3 separate regions of the Homo sapiens genome follow, and all the other regions are linked to region 1. The links are chromatin contacts, found by Hi-C or POLR2A ChIA-PET in ENCODE. All regions are on one chromosome and are shown on one strand. Each heading gives the region's core, a stretch centred on a gene start or an enhancer-like site at or near the end of the contact. The rest is flanking DNA. Distances are from core to core; before and after follow the strand shown.

Evidence for each region. Hi-C counts contacts between places; a loop is a spot of excess contacts on that map. ChIA-PET counts read pairs that join two places held with the same protein, here RNA polymerase II (POLR2A). Pooled maps may share reads with other maps.
Region 2: a pooled map shows a loop between it and region 1 (2.5-fold over the local background). The contact joins two enhancer-like sites. A Hi-C loop is called at or near these places in 2 of 168 maps with a recorded cell type or tissue (CD8-positive, alpha-beta T cell and PC-9) and 2 of 50 pooled maps. POLR2A ChIA-PET finds 5 or more read pairs at or near these places in 8 of 52 experiments (A549, BJ, H1 and 5 more).
Region 3: POLR2A ChIA-PET joins it to region 1 with 20 read pairs in Panc1. The contact joins two enhancer-like sites. POLR2A ChIA-PET finds 5 or more read pairs at or near these places in 11 of 52 experiments (A549, AG04450, BJ and 8 more).

The regions. Positions count from the first base shown.
Region 1 is chr9:95,024,550-95,027,438 of GRCh38, forward strand. The region is part of intron 13 of AOPEP (aminopeptidase O (putative)); the gene reads left to right. Among named protein-coding and RNA genes, the nearest start is that of MIR6081, 39 kb to the right of the region's middle. Within about 2 kb of position 1,367, at least 26 of the 41 ENCODE cell types and tissues checked have a DNase peak (open chromatin) inside an H3K27ac peak, as active enhancers do.
Region 2 is chr9:94,951,370-94,954,708 of GRCh38, forward strand. The region is part of intron 7 of AOPEP (aminopeptidase O (putative)); the gene reads left to right. Among named protein-coding and RNA genes, the nearest start is that of AOPEP-AS1, 7.5 kb to the left of the region's middle. RefSeq lists a silencer at 1,144-1,373. Within about 2 kb of position 1,747, at least 15 of the 41 ENCODE cell types and tissues checked have a DNase peak (open chromatin) inside an H3K27ac peak, as active enhancers do.
Region 3 is chr9:94,907,760-94,910,989 of GRCh38, forward strand. The region is part of intron 5 of AOPEP (aminopeptidase O (putative)); the gene reads left to right. Among named protein-coding and RNA genes, the nearest start is that of AOPEP-AS1, 36 kb to the right of the region's middle. RefSeq lists an enhancer at 2,903-3,072. Within about 2 kb of position 1,377, at least 6 of the 41 ENCODE cell types and tissues checked have a DNase peak (open chromatin) inside an H3K27ac peak, as active enhancers do.

The DNA.
Region 1 (2,889 bases), core at 117-2,616:
TACCGACTGCCCAAGAGCTGGCAGTAGTTTTGTACTCTGAGCCTGAGCGTGTGGCCCCACGTTCCATGAGGCCTTTGGCCGGTTTGTTTGCCAGAGTGTCTCTGAGAGGAGGGAGAATGTTGGTATGGAGAATAATTTTATTGCTTTCTTCTCAAAATAAAGGAAATACTCAAGGGAATGGTGGGAGGGGAGGGGATAAATATAGCGTTTCCGATTTCCTGCTTCCTCTACTCTTCCACAGCATTTCACTTTTCATACGGTTAGATTTTCATCCTATCGACTTCAGCTAAAAATAATTCCAACCATTTCTATCAGATTGGCCCTCTTATCATACTTGTTATTATTTTGCTTTCCTATTCAAAACCTTTTTTTCCCCTTAGGCCAATGAACTGTTTTACTTTATTAGCTTCATATTTATTTATTTGTTATTGATGGATAATAGGTATACATAGTTTTAGGGTACATGTGATTTAGTACCATCATATAATTTATAAAAATCAAATCATTATATTTGGGATCTCAATCAACTTAAATATTTGTCTTTTCTTTATGCTAGAACCATTCTCAATAGCTTTTCTACAGGGAATAAAAGATGGTCTACAGTGCTCACCTGCTGCACCTGGTGCATGTGTCATGGTCTTATGGCTGGGGCAGTCTTGGTGTCCTGGCTTTTGGATGGTCAGAAATTCTGGCTTGTCCTTGTTCTTCCTTCTCCCGTGATCCATTTTCCCAGCAGAGGCCATTACATATGCTGGTGTCCCCCTACTCCTTCCAGCCTTCTGTTAACAGATACTGTCAGCCCACAGCCACTGCAGACGTGGCCCATTGCTACTTCCTTGTCCACAGCAACAGTGCTGGATACGGCTCAGTGCCTTGTCAGACAGACAAGAGTTGTTGATGAGTCTGCAAAGCAGAGCTGGTAGGTTAGCTGCCAGAGCTGACCCCACTGAGCAAAGCAGTGAGTTTAGTAGGTACTTGGCAAAAGTTAATTCATCAGGAGTTGGGAGAAAAGGTGCAAGAAAGGTCGTCTTAGATTATTGGGCATGGGCTGCCTGCTTACCACATTGGTATTTTCGTTTTGTATAATTATTAAGTTGATAGTGATTTTAACAAATAAAACATAACTTTGAAGTTTGGGAGGTAAGTGACTTGTGTAAGGTTTTAGGTTACATGAGCTAAAGATAAGAATTTCTGTAGTGTCATTTCCTAATTGTTCAGAGTGCCCATTATGCTTAGCCTAGGTGTCTTGCTTGGGTTAGCCCATTCTAAAAGTCGTGTGTTCCTAGGGCAGTGGTCATGATCATCACTGGACTCTGCCAGTTCCCAGGCCCCAGCACTGCCTCCGCCGGCAGCAAGCAGTAATAAGTAAGCTCCGAGTGGTTAAGCCTAATAGGGCTGTGACCCAGTTTGAACTCCGTAATGAGGAAAGAGCAGATTTATTTGCTCCCCTGCATGCGTCCCTCCCCCGTGTTCCTTTATTATCTTTAGAGGAAATTGAATAGCAAAATTCTGCATTCTCATAATGCTAATGGACTGATGTCATCTTTTCCACTCTGAAGTCAAGAAAGTAAGAGAAAACCGGAATATAGATTTAACACTTCATAGCTACCCAGGGCTTCAGCACAGGTTCTTTCTGTGTATATATATGTTTTTAACAACTTTAAGGCGTAATTTACGTGCCATAAACAATTCACTGATTTTAAGTAAGTTAGCTAAGTTGTGCAACCATCACCACAATCTAGTTTTAAAACATTTCCATCATCCCAGAGAAACCCCTGGCATCCATCACTAATCACTGCCTATTTCCCCCTCTCCTCATCCCTAGGCAACCTGTAAATCTACTTCTTGTTTCTGTAGATTTGCAGTTTCTGGACATTTCATATCAGTGGAATCATATAATACATGGTCTTACGTGTTTGTTTTCTTTCACTTAGCATAACGTATTGAGGTGCATGCATGTCGCAGTGTGTATCGCTGTGTTCCCTTTATTCCTGGACAGTATTCCATTTTATGGTTACACCACATTTTATCTGTCTGTTCACCAGTTGATGCACATTTGGGTTATTTCCAGTTTAGGGCTGTAGTAATGCTGCAGTAAGTACAGATGAGTTGTTAAATGAACATATGCTTTTACCTCTCTCCGATAGATGACCTAGGAGTCACGTAAGTTGAGTAAATTTATATGAGCAGTTGAGTAAATGGAGTGATTTAAGAAGCCTAGATTGTTTTCCAAAGTGGCTATACCACATTACCTTCCCACCAGTGATGAACAAGGGTCCCAGTTTCTCCACATCTTTGCCATGAGCTATAAGGAATATAACCTTAACTGTTGACTTGTTTTATATTCTTAGGTACAGAAGAAAGCTAGGAACTATTTTAAGGTATTTACAGTTTTTCAAGCATTGTTAACACATGTTAATTAAAACTGTAGGGTGGGAGTGGTGGCTCACGCTTGTAATCCCAGTACTTTGGGAGCTGAGGCGGGTGGATCGCTTGAACCTAGGAGTTCGAGACCAGCCTGGGCAACATGGCGAAACCCCATCTCTATAAAAAAATACAAAAGTTAGCTGGATACGGTGGCATGCACCTGTGGTTCCAGCTACTTGGGAGGCTGAGGTGGGAGGATCGCTTGAGCCCAGGAGTTCAAGGCTGCAGTGAGCTGTGACCACACCACTATACCCCAGTGTGGGTGACAGAGCCAGAGTGAGACCCTGTCTCAAAAAATAATAAAATAAAATAGAATAATAAAATAAATAAACTTGTAGTCTTTGATGCCTATCCTCCCTACTCTCTAGGTTCTACCACCAGTCATGCATGCAACAGTTAAACACATTCCATTTAATTATGTTTTTTTCTTGTGGACTTGATATAAAGTATTGAGTTGATGTG
Region 2 (3,339 bases), core at 497-2,996, 73 kb before region 1:
GTGTAGCAAGGACTTTGGTGTTCTGTGGACCTGGGTTCTTAACCTCGACTCTGCCACTAACCAGTTTTGTGGTCTTCTCTAGGACTCACTTTCTTTAACTTTTAAATGGGCATAAACAGGATGTGGCCTCATCAGGATCTTATGAGGGAAGAGGGTGTGATGCATAATAAGAAGAGCTTGGCTGAGTACCTGGCACAGAGGATAACCAGGAAACGTTAGCTGTTAGTACTAGTCCAGTTAGAAACGAATCTGGCTACAATTATTGCAGCAATAAAGCAATGGTTGACTTAAACAAATGGTAGTTATCTTTCACACACAATACAAAGTCAGAAGGCAGGCATCCCCAGGCTGGCCAGGAGCAGCATGATGATAGTAAAGGCTGTTTGCCTTCCTTCAGTCCATTCTGCTCTCCACAGAATCCTGGTTTGCTGCCTCATGGTTGCAAGATGGCCATCACTGCTCCATCCACCAGGCTTGTGGGGAAGAGGTGCGGTAGCAGTCACATTTTCCCCCTTTATAAGGAAAGCAAAAGCTTTCCCAGAACCCCACCCAGCATGGAATCACAGCAGACATCTGCTTTTTTCATTTTGGCCTGGACTAAGTGCCACAGCTGCAAGAGACACTTAGAAAATGAGCATTAGCTTTTCAGATTCAGTCATACAAGTGGCAAGGAAGAAGGCAAATGAGAATGGGAGTAGACCGACCAGTTGGATTTGCCACAGCCCTTCCTGCCTCTCACACTGTCATTTTAAAAAAAATTTTGCATTGGTCCTCAGGTGCATAGGGCTTAGTTCATCCTAGTCGTGTGCCAGTGGCACATGAGTGGCAAAGCCCCTTTTCTAGACTGATGGCCTTTCCTGCTCGCAAGTGTATGCTGTTTCATGTACGTGCATCGCTTAAGTTTTTAAATGAAACATAACATAGATACATTAAAGTGCACAAGTCTTTGCTAGATGGCTCAAAGGATTTTTATGATTTATCCCCATGAAAGTACATTCAGATCAATCTATAGAACAGTCCCAGCATCTCAGAAACCTTCCTGTTTCTCTGCTGTCTGTCAACACTCCCTCCCAAGGTGACCATTATTCTGATCTCTATCCCCATAGGTCAGTTTTGCCTGTTCTTGGATTTCATTGACATGGACTTGTACATGTGTGTGTGCACTTCGTGGACCTGACTTCTTTGGCTGACCTGTGAGAGTCATCTGTGTTACTGTGTGTGGTTGTAGTTCATCTGCTTTCTCCGGTACTTTGTCTCTCTACGCAGACCTGGTATTAGTAGCATTGTGAGAACCAGAGTAGCACAGAGATGGAAGTTTCCTGTTTCCATTCATAGAGTGTCATTTCCTCCTAGAAACCACCCCCTCTGATTTCTTGCAAAGCTTGCCTGTGCACTGCCCTCTCCAGCAGCAAGCTGCTATCAAAGGAATCTCTTGGGGACTTGTATATTGGCTTTGAATGCTGTCAGCAGGAAGAATTTTCTTGAGCACTTCTTCATTTGGAGAGGATGGAAGAAGAGAGTTAGAGAGGGATGCTTTCGGGAAGGACATTTTTAGGCAAAGGAAAAAACAGCAACTGAAGGCGTCATTGGGAACTGGAACCTGGAAGCCAGCCTTCTGAGCAGAGATTTACATCATTCTTCTGTGTTCCTCCCCTTCGAGCAGTCTCAATTCAGGGCTCAAGGGCAAAAAAGACGCACGGCAACTCTGCCTGTCTTAGGGCTGGGCAACCTAGTTTGAGTTCAGACTGACTCTTGAGAAGTCTCCCTTCCCCCAGACAGTGGGTGATGGGCTTTCCTTATCAAAGCTAGTGTGGCTTTCTTACAAAAACATTGCATGGCAGGACAAACCTGAGAGCAGTGAAAAAAGCTGATTCTTTTCAGGGGAGTCTTAAATGAAGATGAAATGGATTAGTTATTCTTACAAGTGTGGGCATGTAGGTAAGTCAGGGATCGAGTAGAAAAATGAAAAGTATGCAGTTAGCTCTGATGGTTTTCATCATCATCTTTCCTTTAGGTATCTGCTGATTCTGTGCCTTGTGTCTGCTGGGATAATGTCCCAGAGTATTCAGCTAAGACTTAATCAGGGATCCTGTTTGCTAAAATGGAATATTTTATTAAGTTTATTAGGTAATTTCTGTATCCCTGGCCCTTGCTAGGGGCTTTGCAATGTATTATTTCAGTTATTCTCTGCAGGATCAGGGAAGGTGGGTAGGATTATTCCCATTTTACAAGTGAGTAAATGAAGGTTAGTAAGTAACAGGTAGTAAGAAGTAAGGCTGCTAGTCTAAACTAGGTCTCATATTCCAAAGGCTGCATACCTTCTGCACCACCACACTACCTTTTAAAATAACCCCTTGCTTTTCTGATGCACCAACCCTCTCGTGGTTCCTTGCCTTCCTTCACCTCAACACTCCTCAGTGTTGATCCAGTGAGTGGCCGGTTTTAGAACAGCCGAAAGCTGTAAATACCTCCTCACTTATTTTGATTCAGCTGTTGAAGCTATACTGTAACACTGCACAAATCTTTACTAGATGGCCCAAAGGATCTGTTACATTTTATTTAAAATATTTAAAATTTTAAAGCCAAATAGCACAGTGGAAAAGATCTTCATGGAGAATAAGGAGTCGCTGGTTTCAGTCCTAATGTCACTACAAATCAAAACAAGGCATAAAGCTGGGCGTGGTGGCTCACACCTGTAATCCCAACGCTTTGGGAGGCTGAGGTGGACGGATGGCTTGAGCTCAGGAGTTCGAGACCAGCCTGGCCAACATGGCGAAACCCCATCTCTACAGAAAAAAACAAAAATTAGCTGGGTACGGTGGCAGGCTTCTGTAATCCCAGCTACTTGGGAGGCTGAAGCAGAAGGATCATTTGAGCTCAGGAGGCAGAGGTTGCAGTGAGCCAAGATCGCACCACTGCGCTCCAGCCTGGGTGATGGGAGTGAAACCCTGACTCGAAGGAAAAAAAAGACTTTGAGTGGACCGTGACTATCCAGTCCAATCTTTTGGCTTCCCTGGGCCACATTGGAAGAAGAAGAATTGTCTTGGGCCATGTGTAAAATAAGCTAACACTAACGACAGCTGATAAGCTAAGGAAAAAATCGCAAAAAAATCTCGTAATGTTTTAAGAAGTTTATGAATTTGTGTTGGGCTGCATTCAAAGTCATCTTGGGCCACATGTGGCCCATGGATGGGCTGTGGGTTGGACAAACTTACTGTAGAACTAATGTCTGTGTGCCTCAGTTTACCTTGTGTGAAATGAGGAAGTTGAAGTATGTGATTCTTGATGTTCCCACCTGTTCTAAAAACATGAGCTTCTATGACCTTTTTTTGTAATTCT
Region 3 (3,230 bases), core at 127-2,626, 120 kb before region 1:
CTGACCAAGGTGCAGGCAGCTAGCTAGCTTTGTGAAGGCAGCGTGGCCTACAGGGTGGGCTACCCTGCAAATTTAAGGGCAAGATTAGTCCCCAGTCTTCGCTGGGCCTCTTTCCTCATTTGCTCTCTGGAGGTGGAGGTTACTCTAAGTGCCCTTCAAATTCCTTTCCAGCTCTATTCTTTGAACTGCTGGTTTCTTCCTTTCCAACTTATGGAAATTATTTTCCTCACTTTTCCTGAGAGGGGAAGTATAAGACACCAGGCTGTCTCTGACAACTGCCAAAGTGGCCGTTTTTTAATGGAAAGTCAGCTTCCTTCTCAGGTTGCTTAACAGAGCAGAAGCTTCTCGAGAACAGAGAAGCCTAATGTTTCCCTCTGGTTTTTTGACGTCAGTTGCCTGTGGGTGGGTTCCCATCCGCTGCCACCTCTCCAACCACACTAAATTTTATTGCGCAGATTTTAAAAACACACCTTGGTGTGGCAGGCCACCGAAAGAAGCGATTTAGCCCAGGAGCCCTGCTGTTAAGCTGTGGCAGAGAGAGCTTTGGTCCAGTCTCTGACTGTGCCAGGATCCCATCCCACAGAGTAAATCCTCCATCCTCCCCTTGTTGGCCCCTCACCAATAAAAGCGGAATGTTCACTTTACACTATCTCCTGGGGGATTTGAAGAATCAATTCTGAACACTGACTTGAAAGCACTTATCCCTCTAAGAGTATAAGAAGTGGGGAAGGGAAAAGGGAGCTAACATTTGTGGGATGTTTGCTGCGTGCCAGGTACTGGGCTGGCTGCTTGACTTTCATTCTTTCCTTTAACTCTGCTTTGTAATCATCATACACAAAACCGTCAAATGGTTTAGGCTGCTGAGAGTCTAAAGCTTATCAAGAAGACAGTGACCATGCAGAGGTAGAGAGGGGAAACCAGACCTCCCATAAACCCCCAGGAAGCTAAATATCTTTGGCATACTTGACACCACCCATGCAAAGTTTAAAAATCTAATTATGTCCATTTGCAATGCACAGATAAGGGGCACTGGAAATATATTCACCAATACAAATATGTTGGTGCTTTCAAATGTCAGAAGAGTTCAGCCGAGTGCTGCAAATCTCGTCACTGATAAATAACAGACATGTTCATCTTATTCCAATATTTTCCTTTCTAACTTAAAAATAACTTTGTCATTTCTCCTAGTATGTTTTGAGGTGATTAGTCTTAAAATGTGTCATAGGTGGTAAATTCAGGAGAACTGAACTTGGCCTCCAAAATAAGCAATGTTCCCCATGACATTATGGAATAAAAACACACACTTGCTTTGGTTTTGCCTGGTTTGAGGCTTCGTAACGTGAGCAGCGTTCACAGTGAGTCCGTGAATGGAAATCACGCCACACAGGAGCTGTGACTCAGGCCTGTTCTCCGAAGGGGTGAGGTGATGGCTATTAATATTTAATTTCATATACTGTAGTGTTTGCAGAAGCAAACATGCTGTAGTTAAGGTTACGCGCATTGAGCGTCAGCATAATCCAGTTTTTCTTTCCGCCAGGCTTTTTTCACACAGATGTGTTCAACCCAAAGGTGAATTTTTGGAGCCTTAAAAAAAAAAAAAAAAAAAAAAAGAATGAGAAAATTTGAAAACAATTAGGTAAACCATTATGGTTATACAACTGTGAAAAGATGACAGCTTTTATACTTAGAAAATAGTATGAAATGTTTTCTTTTCTTTGTTTGTTGTTATTTTCCTCTCACATGAAACTGGTCAACCAACCACCAAAACAAAGAAAAGGAACGATGAGGCTGAAACTTAAGGGTAGCCATTTGTCAGCAGAAGTAAAGGCCAAGTATTCCCAGAGAGAAGGCATCGCAGTCAACTGCTGTGACGTGTGTGACGTCCATCTCAAAAGCCTGTGTGAATGTAACTACACAGGGTGGCATACGCTGATGTCTGCCCTAGATCCCCACAAGCCTCTAGCTTGGGGTGAGTCACCAGTTTCAGGCAAGGGGTGTCTGTTGGTTCTGAGGTGACTGGGCCTTTGTAAAAGAGCTTTGAAGGAAATACCTTGCAGACTTAAACGGCTGTCATGAGTCCGCCATGGCACACAGCAGCTCCCACCCCATGGATGAAGGCTGCAGCTCGCTGGGTCTTGCTTTCTCATCTGAGAATGGGAGGGGGTGGGGCCTCTAAGAGCCCTTCTGGATCGAGTGTCTGGGGATTCCAGAACCAGCCCCACTCCTTCCCAAGGTTCAGCGCTAGCACATCCATACTCCCCAGACTGTCTCCCCCATTTCGGTTGCGGCAAGACTGCTGTGAGCCAGAGCTATGCAGGCGTTTGAATCGCGGGTCCCTGCCTAGATGGACACTTCTTCCCCTTAACTAGTTTTCTCCCTGGCAGCCCTCCGTCCATTCTCACCTTTCCTCCTCACCTCTAGTCCTGCATTAGAAGCAGCCGGTTCTCCTTCCCAGAGCCCTCCCTGGCAGATTGTGAACCGACTAGGCCATGCCTCTTCACCTGTGGAGAGTGGCTCTGAAGCAGGGTACTCTCTCTTACCCTGGGCCCTGCACTCCAGTGCAGAAGCATCCAGCACCTGTGGCAGACTGGTCATCTGAAACCTTGCTACCCGGGTAGGACCCCAGCTTCCTTGTCCTCTGGCTTCCGAGCGAGGACTGGGTCTCGGGCAGCCTTGCAGCACGCAGCACATCAACCGCGGATCTTCTTGGGCTCCCTCAAGGGTGGGACCTAATGCTACTCCAGTCTCCCTGCTGTGGGCACGCCTCTGCCTTTGCTGTTGACTTGAGGATGTGCTTTTAACCTATTGCACCTGGCTTCACACTGAGTGGGCAAAGGACAGAGGGCCCACTGGTCGAGGGTCCAGCTCTTTCGGAGGACAGCAGGACGTCTTTTGCCCCAGGGCCATCCTCTGCACTTTTATATGATGAGGTGCAGCAGTGTTTCTAATTCTCTGTTGCTTGAGAAGTATGGACATTTCCCTAGATCTTTTGGCAGTTCCTAACACATCTGCAGAGAAGGATCTTGGGGGAGGGGCCAGTCTATTAGGATGAGCCATATGAAATTGCCCATTTTTTGAAGTTGGAAAGGGTCACTTATTGCATTTTATGTAGTTCAACTTAAAGGTCAAAAAGGTGGAGGAATGTCTGGGCCTCCTCGTGATGTTATGTTTACCTAATAAGCATCCTGGGGTTTTGCCTAGGGTTTATGATACAGTATCTGTGTCTATAG